2 separate regions of the Homo sapiens genome follow, and region 1 is linked to region 2. Evidence: read pairs that join two places in POLR2A ChIA-PET (ENCODE). Cell type or tissue: GM12878. All regions are shown on one strand. Links, peaks and the distances in the headings refer to the core of each region. The heading gives the core; the rest is flanking DNA.

Region 1 (5,390 bases), core at 58-5,057, 99 kb before region 2:
GGGCAGCACCAAAGCTCTTTCCCCTTCTTAGAGGCTGCGTGTGCAGCTCGGGGAGAGGGGGGTTTTCTCACTCCTGTGGGATGGTGGCATCCCACAGCCAAGTTTACTCTCAGGATCCATGCTAGGCACTGCCCTTCGTGGGATCTTATTTAAACACCACAGAGATCACTCCAGGCAGTGGAAAACAGCCCCCCACTTTTTATATAGAGAGGAGATTGTGGAAGCTCATAAATAATAAGTAGGGATGCTGGGAGATTATTGAGCTGGTATATTTCTCTCGAATAGTGGTGTGTTCATTGTTGCTATTGTTGGAATTAGAGGTGATACTAAAAAAGGAACGGAAAAATACCATGGCAAACACATAAAACGTCTCTACAGGTGCCTACCTACCACTGGGTCCCAGAAAGACTTGCTGATTGTGGATTAGATGTGGTCCCCTGCCCTCGGGAGTTCCCCAGACATCAAAATGAGCTCCCTCAGCAGAAGCTCTCATTAGCTGGGTGCAGGGAGAATCTAGCAATGCGGTAACTCAGGCCTTCAGGACTTTTGAGTTAGTTACTTAAATGGAAGTCCTGAGACAGGTCAACACACTGAACCCTTTGGATGTTTTAGGAATATTTGTTCCTTTGCAATTTGGCCTTTTTTTCCCCAGTCATGTTCAGGTTATCCTTGGCTGCAGGTAGTGAAGAGGTGTACCACTCTTTAATGTTTGTACTGAGTGGCATGTTCACAAAAAAGCTCAGAATTCAGTTGCATTGGCTTTTCAAGAGGGATTTGCAGCAAGGGCTGGTTTCCAATATGGTAGTGGAGGAATTGGCTAACATAAAACTAGCTCCTGAAATTCAGACTTGCGTTTACTGCTCTGGCTCTATGGAATTAGTAACCATGGGAAAGAGGCAATGCTTAGAACTGTGTAAAGTGATGGAGTAGGTAGAGACCTGTCTTGAAGCATCGGTAACAGTAAATGAAGCAGCAGCAAGATCAGGTGTTCTGTGCCACATTCTTTTTCCATTCATGTTTCATACAACATTGTCTTCAGGAACATGGTTCAGTGTTCTCCCAACCCACAAGAGACAAGCAAAATAAAAATGGACTAAATAATTTGCTAGTTTTTAATTGGGCTCTTTGGCACAGACTCAAGTAGACCTGAACTCTCAGCTCTGTTGTGAACCCGCTTTGTGAACAAGGACAAAGCATGTCATCTGTCTCTGAGCCTCAGTCTCCCTGTTAGTCAGTTACAGAGAGAGCGCTCCAAGTTTCCTTCCAAAGCTGTGCACTGGCTCGTTTCTCCATCAGCTTTGGTTTTCCAGTTGGTCTCCAGCTCATCTTTGCCTCACAAGAGCGTGCCCTGCTAGTTGCTGGTGCTGGGAGTGGGTGGGAAGGTGATTGGGCGCCAGCCCCTTCCTTCCCAGGCTTCACACACACACCCCAGGAAGCCCCGCGGTGCGTCGGACTCTCTGTCTAGACATCATCTGATTTTTATTTGCAAATGCAGGTTGCCAGGTGACAGGAACCTTTTATGCTTGTGCCCCACCTGAGTCCCAGGCTCCCGGAGTCCCCACAGAGCCAAGCATAAGGTCTGCCGAAGCCTTGGCGTTCTCAGGTGAGTGCAGGGTTTGCTCCTGGAGGCACCGCAGGAGGCCAGCCTCTGCTGCCAGCTCTGTCATCTTTGGGCAGATTCGATGGGACTTTAGACACTTGCTTTGCTCCCTCTGGGGTCTGGAGTAGATGTAGACACATCCTGTGTGTGAGGTGACCAGGGTGATTTAGGAGCACCATTAGAAAACCTGACATCACTGCTTGTGGTTCTGCTGACCGTTTCAGCCACTGGCTTGAATGGAGTCATTTTGGCTTCTTCACTGGCACCTCTCTGAATTTCTAGGAATGTGCCTTTACCTTTACCGAGGGCCCCTCTTCAGCCAACATTCTCACGATGTGGAATAATTGCTTGGAAGTGTAGAAGGGCTTCTCATTTTGAGAAGCTGATCATCCTTCCAGGTTGAGCCACAAATAAGTCCTCCTCCTCTACTCCCTGGGGACATTAGTTCTGGTCCCTCATCTCTAAAACATTGATGTGCCTAAGAGTAATACACATTTTGGTCTTCCTCTGAACTTTAATATAGCTTGCAAACAAATATGGATTCAATCTGATTTTTAAAGTTTTATTTCTAAAAAAAAAAAAAAAATCCCTGCACCATGGAGATCTTACCTACTATAAAGAAGGCACCTCTAGGCTTGGCAAGCACACGTGCTATATGTATATTTATTTTTCAGATAATATTTTGGATTGTTTTTAAATGGGATTTGTTTTTATATTAAAACCAAATAGCTTAAGGTTTGGAATTCTCATCTTGCCCTCTGGCATCTTTAAAAATCAGTGATGAAAAATACTAACTAAATTCTGAAGGTTTCAGGGAGGCGAGAGTTGTGGCACTTTTGCTGCTCAGAGGGGAGCTGGAGTTTGACCTACCAGCTCTTTCTAGTTGTGAATGAGGCTTGCACCTTTTTTTCTGAGGTGCTCGTGAGTAACTGAGGATGCCCTTTGGGAGGAGGTGCTTCTGAGCAGGAAGGCTTGTGTTTGTTTTTAGAAACTTTCAAACCCTTGTCTTGAACACCTAAGACTTGTGTGGGTGCCTGAAGAGTAGGAAATAAACAGCTATTTATATCTCGGCAACCTCGTGATTTCTGATGACATTAAATGAAATGAAACCTGCCCCGAGAATCACCTCGAATGGCCAACACCCACTCTCTTTGGGGCGCACTGTCTGACTCGCTTTCAGACAGTGTGTTGAAGCAGAGAATTGAGACAGTGATGTGGGTTAAGTCTCAAAACCTGCTGTTGAGGAATAAGATAGTTTTGTGGGTTTCTTTTTTTGGTATGCATGATACAGATTAATTATCAGCCATGAGCACATTTATTAGATAACTGTGATTCCCATTGATTTTGGGGTTCCATACAGTTACCAGTGGCAGCTGCCTCCTGTCTGTGCCACTCCCCTGCGGTCTGGCTGAGGAGCTTGTGCAAACCCAGCTTGGTTCTTTCAACTCATGGGCGATATTTTAAAGAGGCTTCTGAAATCAGCAAAACGTTTGTAAATGGATTCATCTTGTTTAAAGTTTCAGAGAGCGCAGTTTTAGAGTTCTTTTCAAACTTAAACACAAAGCCCAGTGGGAATTTCAGCAGACTTTACATGAACTTTTAGAGTATTTTTCTCATTAATTTCTTTCTTTTCACAAGAATTAATTTTGTGATAAAAACACCACATATCCAGTGTGGAAAACTAATTTAAAAATCAGAAAAACAAAAATGGAAAATAAAAATATCACATTCTACCACCCAGAAATCACCATTAAGGCCTCAGTGCTTACCCTTTAATGTGTGTATGTGAGTGTGTTTATATATAAATTATATAGACATAAATAATTAAGCACCTAATTCTATATATAATTTATATATGTACACACACACACACACACACACACATTTGCTTTTTACCTAAATGATGTCATGTTATTATTTTGGGGACGTTTCAGGTATGTGGACCGACTTGCTTCTTTCTGAAACACCGTTATATTTTTTGCTAGTATAAATTAAACTTAGGGTTCATTTCCTCCAAAGTAAAAATTGATTTGCTTAAAGATGAATTTTCATTCAGTGACACATGACTTAAATGACATCACCACTATCATCATCATAATTCACAAATAAGACTTAGCAAGTTCTTAATAGTGATGCTCTATAATAGGAATTCAACTTACATTTCCAGAAAATTAATGAAAGATACACTTGTTCCTTAAAAAAAGAGTCGGTGGCCACATACGTTTGTAATATGCTGGTTTAGACAGATTAAATGGGTTTCTTTCCACGGGACTTCTCCAAGTGTTGACCGAGCTCATGCTGTCTGTGGATCTCTGGGGGAGACAAGGGCACGCTGTGTTTCCCAGGCCTCCTTGACGCGGGAACCTTTTGTTCCCCCACGGGACATGTGGGACACTAGAGTTCCACCACAGGTGCTTGGCTCTGTGGAGTCGTTGGCCTCGAGGTGGTGTCCTTGGCCCCCAGCACTGACTCCGGAGCTCTGTGTTTGCAGACTGCCGGCTGCACATCTGCCTGTACTACCGGGAAATCCTCGTGAAGGAGCTGACCACGTCCAGCCCCGAGGGCTGCCGGATCTCCCATGGACATACGTATGACGCCAGCAACCTGGACCAGGTCCTGTTCCCCTACCCAGAGGACAATGGCCAGAGGAAAAACATTGAGAAGCTGCTGAGCCACCTGGAGAGGGGCGTGGTCCTCTGGATGGCCCCCGACGGGCTCTATGCGAAAAGACTGTGCCAGAGCAGGATCTACTGGGACGGGCCCCTGGCGCTGTGCAACGACCGGCCCAACAAACTGGAGAGAGACCAGACCTGCAAGCTCTTTGACACACAGCAGTTCTTGTCAGGTAAGGCACCTCGTTATCTGTTAGAATGGAGGTGGTGATGGCCTGCCTGCCACAGGGGTCAGAAACCACAGGGTCCCTCCCACCCCAGGCTGAGGTCTTCCTCCTGTTGACTTCGGCGCCCACTGGGCTTGGGGCTTGACTCCAGTAGAGATCTTCTGTCTGGCTCTGTTGTGGGCAGAGAGTCCGGATCAGATGGTCCAGGTGGACCATGGCTCAGGCTGTTCTCTTGCAATTCTGGTTTTCAGCAGTCGCCTCTTAAAACAGTTCCATTTCATTGCACTATGATCTCGACAAATACGTCTGCTGATGTGGCGGCTCTTTTCAGGTTCCCAGAAAAATCATAAAGGTTGGAAGCATATTGTTAACATTCTTGGTTGTCAGGTGTGTCACCCTCATGCAGATGCTGGCCCACGAGTGAGACGGAGGGTGGAGTGGACTGTACTGGTTTTGCACAGGAGAAGTTATAGGAGAGTGCTATAAGTTGGCTCTGTGATATGAACATTTCTAAGCATATTTTTCAGAACCAGTGAGTTTTGTTTTTCTACCTTGGATTTCATGACAATTCAGCGAACCTCTGGCTGGCTTCTGTGAAGCCCCTCGCCCTGTCATGCTGGGCTTCCTCACTGGCTTTGTGGGGCTGTCCAGGTGGAGGGAGCCTCCCGCGTGGGAGGGAGCTGCTCTACCCGCCACTCGCCACCCCACCGCCAACTCTTCCTCTGCCTTTTCCCAGTCCTGTCCCTTCCTGAGCCCCTTCAGAAACTCCTGTGTCTTTGATTTCTCATGTGCCTCCCCTTTTCTTGAATGTGCTTCTTCATTCAACTTATTTAAAATAAAAATATGACACGTCTGTGTGCTCTGGCACTGTTGACATGTGCTCGTACTTCTGGGTGTAAGTGACCCAAGTTTTTGTAAGCTCATCCAGATTTTCTTTTGGTGCCCAAAGCA
Region 2 (5,390 bases), core at 159-5,158:
TAAGTCGTGTTTTCCCAGTTATTTGTGCATTTCAATTAAATTTGAATTCAATTAAATTTGCATCCCGGACATTGTGAATGTTATGCTGTGGAGACTCTGGATTCTGTAATATATCTCTAAGGACTGTTGATTTTTTATTTGTTTGTTTTAGCAAGCAGTTAACTTATTTGGACTCTAACTCTTGGCTCTTGGGCAGCATCCAATTCTTACTTCAGTTCTTCTAGCCTTCGCTGGGCTGGCTGGAGTGGAGTCGGACCATGCATATGGAGAGACTCCTCTATGGGATACCTCTCTCACCTAGCCGTAGTTGTGGCTGCTCCAAAGCCTGTTTTTCAAGCCAGAAAGCACGTTTTGTCTTGGAGTTTTAGGCACTCCTGGACCTGGCTTTAGGTTAAAATCCATAAGAAATAAGAAATTCATGCGGGTGCCATTTCCTCTAGAATCTGCCCACCAATGGTCGTTCTCTGGTGTCTTCAGGGATTTTTTCAAAATTAAAAAAAAAATTTTATTTTTTGATATTTAAGTTTACAGTTGTTATTTGTGGTGGGCTGGCCTGATAGGAGCTTCCTCAGCCATGGCTGGACGAAGGGCACTGCTTTTTGAAACTCACTGCCACGCTGCCAGCCATCACATGAGGAGCTCCCAGGCAGAAGTGCACGCTTCCATCTGCAGGCATGCCTAGCAACTACCAGCTGGTTATGTGCATGCCAAAGTCAACTGGTGTTTACGGCAGTTATAATTATGTAATTTAAACAAAAGAGACAGTTATTTGTTGTTTCTATGCAAACTGCACTGAATGCTTTCAAAAGACTTATTAAAAGCAAGTTGTTAAAAATTTCCTGCGGAATGGAATGTCATGAAGATAGTTGGAAAATAAAAATAAAAATCACAAAACTTTTGAAGGATTCTGCATTCAGATAATTTGGCAGAAGTCTTTAAGATCTTGCTCTACTGTAAAGAAACAGAAACTCTGAAACTTGTAGACAATGCTTCATGGGTATGGCTTATGCAAGAAAGAATATGAACTTCTTCAATCAGTAGATCCATTAAAAGAAGCCTGTCATATCATAAGATTGATGACTAAAAACATTTTATATGCTTTAAATAACAACAGAAGTTCAATATGAAATTGAATGATTTTGTTACCTGTAAAGCTCCATTTTTGCTGAAGGATGAAACACACTGCATCAGTCGACTGAGCTCTTCAGAAACTGCTTCTATCACCTTGGATAGTACCCGAGGGACCAGTTCTTTGGAAATGGTGAACACCTGGTTTGAAATAGGAAGACATGGTGCTTTGTGGGGCTTTTTGACTTGAATTTGTTAAAGACAAAGTTAACATTCAAAACAAAACAAAAGAAAATCAACAGGACTTCTAAGTCATTTTTAAAAGGCCAAAATTATAAATGAAAGGAAGATACAGACTTATATTTAAATTCTATTGACTGATTAACAACAAAAATTCTCTTAAAAATACAATATTGGCAAATATAATTTTGAAAGGCATTACTGATGTTGACAAAATAAAAACTGTTTTGAACATTTCTTTTGCCTCTTGCCCCTTTCACTGGAAAGAAACATCTCTAAAGAAGAAATTAGAGAAATAAGAACATACTGGGTCAATATTTTACCACAATTTAAAAAAATATTGTGTCAGACTCTCCTTAAACTCTGACAAACACCATTTCATATGGGGTACCCCATTCTGTATTGGAGAACAAGCCCCCCCTCCACAATTTTACACATACTGTACTCAATATGTATTTCATTTTATTTGACTTACATTATTTTCAAACCTTAAAGTTTGAGACTTTCAAACTGAGAGTTACTGTCTTTGGAGATTTACTGAAACATCTGACTCTGCTGACTCATAAATGACAGTAAATCATATTTTCTTTTTAAGCTTTTCCTTTTTTCAGATTGAGCCACTAGCATTAAATATTTGAATTAACCCAAACATAACTTGAGTGTCCAAGGAAATTTTTGGCAATTTAAGATTATGTAGCAAATAGTAAATACTATGAATGAAATTCTCCTTTCAGTCATTATAAGCCCATGGCAATTGATAATAGACATTAATAAAAGCTGCCTCACTAGGAATCAGCACCATCACTACAATTTCCACAGATCTCACAGTTCTGCCCACCTACCGAAGAAATGCTTGCAACAACTGCACCTAAATTTGCACTTTGGGCTCAAATTCTATAGGATGCTACCATAACAAAAACAGAATTTTTATATTTTTTATAAGATCACAATTAAAAATATTGCTCCTTATAAAAAGATCTATGTGGTGACTTCCTGCCTGAGTTAAATCATATAAAAACTCTATTGTTAGAGATGAATTTGTATGTTTCCCTTTCATAAGAACTGGAAACTGTAACGTTCTATAGTTTTCTTTCTGCTCTTGGCGCTTCAAACTTCTAGCCAAATTTAGGAACCAGGTAGTGTTATCTTTGTCTTCCCTGGTCATATTCGGGTTTCACTCTTAATTAACCATGTTTTTTCAGTTTACCTTGATGGCCTCAGATACTTTTGGATGCAGCAGGCGGCATAAACCTAAAAACACCCTTCTTGGATGCTTGTCGCCCAAGAGGCACCTGGGCAACGGTGGAAACGACTGAATGGTAGCCTCTTTGATCTGCCCCACTTTATCTGGTCCCCCATTAGTCTGTGAGCCACAGCCACTCTCAAAGTGTTGGCAAAGCAGTGAGTAACAAATCCTGAAATGACTGAATGAAAACAGGCAGCCATAGATCATGGTGGTAGCTCTGGTCTCTTCTTTCAATGTTCCTCAGAAGAGTCCTCCTAACCAGGATGTTCACTGAGGATGTTAACACAAAGCTTAAGATGAAAGCGTGTCAAGTGAGAGCAAGTTTTCGCATGGCCCAGAAGCACCAATACTGTCTGCATGACCCTAAGTCAACCACGGACAGGAAACCACGCATCTGTTCCAGTGTCGGCCTGCCCCGAGTCTCTTTCTAAGCAGTGTCTGCCTTTCTGGAATCCCAGCCACTGCTACAGGAATCAGATACCAGTGCTTATTTGTACACAGGCTAAAAAGAGGTTAATTCATTTTCCAAGATAAGGGATTTACTATTCTTTGAAGGATAAACATCCTTGCAATCTATCTTCACCTTTCAAATATTTATGAATTTAGCTGGAATTATCAAAGAAAACATACAATTTCAGAGAAAGACTCACAGTTAAACACACACACACACACACACACACACACACACACACACACACAGAGACAGAGAGAGACAGACAGTGCGAGCAAGAGCTGAACTGTATCTTATTTATACCCAAGACACATTCTGAGGGAAAAAAAAGACCACCATAGAAATAATCAAATTTACATCTTTCTTTTTTCTTTTTTTTGGTTATCCATATCTCTTAGGAACATCTAATGATACTTTACCTCTGCATGCACGGCAATTATATTCACCAGTGCTTCTTTTAAATAGTTTCTGACACCTGAAATTGAAATAAAGGAGAGAAAGAAGGCATTAATAATAACACAAGCTCCCCTCCCCTGCTGGCAGGCTGTACCCCATGCTTTAGAGTTTTCTGAGGAGAAACAGAAAGTAACACCACCACTATTTCCTTTTGAGAATCAAATGGTGAAAGGAGTATTTCCATACAGGTCAAAAAGAAAAAAAAAGAAATGAGAAGTTTTCTTTTATTGTTTTTCATTTCTGTCACTGTTTATGTTCTCTATAACTGGCTCTCAGTCGGCCTCAAAATGAAAATTTAAGAATGTTCTTCAGTTTCTTCACGCACACACACACAGAGAATATATATAGATAAGTATCTATATATACTGTAAAACATATACACACTGTAAAACATATACGGTAAAACATATATACTGTAAAACACACACACACACTCAGTATAAGCAGTAACACAAAATACAGAGGGTGTTTAACAATGCTTATAAAATGCACATTAAATATCAATTATAGCATCTTACTACCAAAGGTGAAAGTCAAGTTATTGAGCAGAAGGACCATTTTTGTCTTAAGGAATCACTTTTAGGAGAAACTCCTTATAAAACTGAATTTGATTCTGTAAGCAAGTTAAAGCCTGGACAAAATAAAACATCAGATTTTAGGTACAAGTTCAATGAGCCTCACTTTGCTCAAAAGCAGAAACACACAGGATTTAAGAATGTGGGGTCTGAGGTCTGACTATTGGGGACCAAACCCCAGTTTCGACAGCTGCTAGTTGTGACTTTTGGCAAGAAGGCTGTGAGCCTCAGTTTTCTCATCTGTCACAGGAGAATAATAATTGTCCCACCCTTGGGGGGCTGCAGTGAGGATGAAGGGGGATGCATGCCATAGGTCCTGGCATTCACAGCGTTCACTAAGAGCTTTCATTATCATCATTTTGCAGGAAAAAAACCCCATAAAAACAAAATACTGTTTTATTGTGTTTCCAAAACAATTCCTTTCCCTTGAAGTGGGAGATTCCAGATGCCTTCTAGAGCTGCACACACTGAGAACATCTCCTCTATAGAACAGGGAAAATGCTGCACTGTAAAAGCATGGATGTTCCCAGTAACAACATTAAGGAAAATATTCTCCCAGAGTCTCATCCACGCTACTGGTTAGTTGGGAAAGTTGAGATAGAGATCAAGAACTATAATCAACCTTTTGAACGGGCATTTGCATATTCCAAATATAGAACTAGGTTTTGATTGTGTCACACACTACGGTATACAAATAAGGACACGGTTTTTCTTTTGAGGAGCCAATTTCATATACAGATCAATATCAAGGGCATAGGTATATATCGAGATATATATAGAGACATATAGATATACATATCTATATATATCTATATATCTATATATCTATTGGCTCCTCAAAAGATATATATATTATATATATCTATATATATTATATATATCTATATATATTATATATATCTATATATATTATATATATCTATATATTATATATATCTATATATATTATATATATATTATATATATCTATATATATTATATATATCTATATATATTATATATATCTATATATTATATATATCTATATATATTATATATATCTATATATTATATATATCTATATATATTATATATATCTATATATATTATATATATCTATATATTATATATATCTATATATATATATTATATATATCTATATATATTATATATATCTATATATTATATATATCTATATATATTATATATATCTATATATTATATATATCTATATATATTATATATATCTATATATATTATATATATCTATATATTATATATATCTATATATATTATATATATCTATATATTATATATATCTATATATATTATATATATCTATATATAATATCTATATTATATTATATATATTATA

The links. Peaks named below come from ENCODE experiments on the same cell type or tissue, not always from the same donor. Only the 100,000 strongest peaks of a DNase experiment are listed, where the experiment ranks them.
Region 1: POLR2A ChIA-PET joins it to region 2 with 13 read pairs; 9 of 35 experiments call an interaction of 5 or more read pairs at or near these places.

What each region holds. Positions count from the first base shown.
Region 1 is chr6:397,333-402,722 of GRCh38, forward strand. It overlaps IRF4 (interferon regulatory factor 4), which reads left to right. Exons shown (of 9, transcript NM_002460.4): 6 at 1,496-1,603; 7 at 4,092-4,445. Among named protein-coding and RNA genes, the nearest start is that of IRF4, 8.3 kb to the left of the region's middle. RefSeq lists an enhancer at 2,628-2,747. In GM12878, for the core only: no CTCF peak of the experiment used is centred there; a DNase peak (open chromatin) is centred at 2,619; H3K4me3 peaks cover 4,631 bases; H3K27ac peaks cover 2,552 bases.
Region 2 is chr6:496,221-501,610 of GRCh38, forward strand. EXOC2 (exocyst complex component 2) reads right to left here. Exons shown (of 28, transcript NM_018303.6): 24 at 3,425-3,480; 25 at 1,147-1,269. Among named protein-coding and RNA genes, the nearest start is that of IRF4, 110 kb to the left of the region's middle. In GM12878, for the core only: no CTCF peak of the experiment used is centred there; DNase peaks (open chromatin) are centred at 2,851 and 3,591; H3K4me3 peaks cover 1,257 bases; H3K27ac peaks cover 2,476 bases.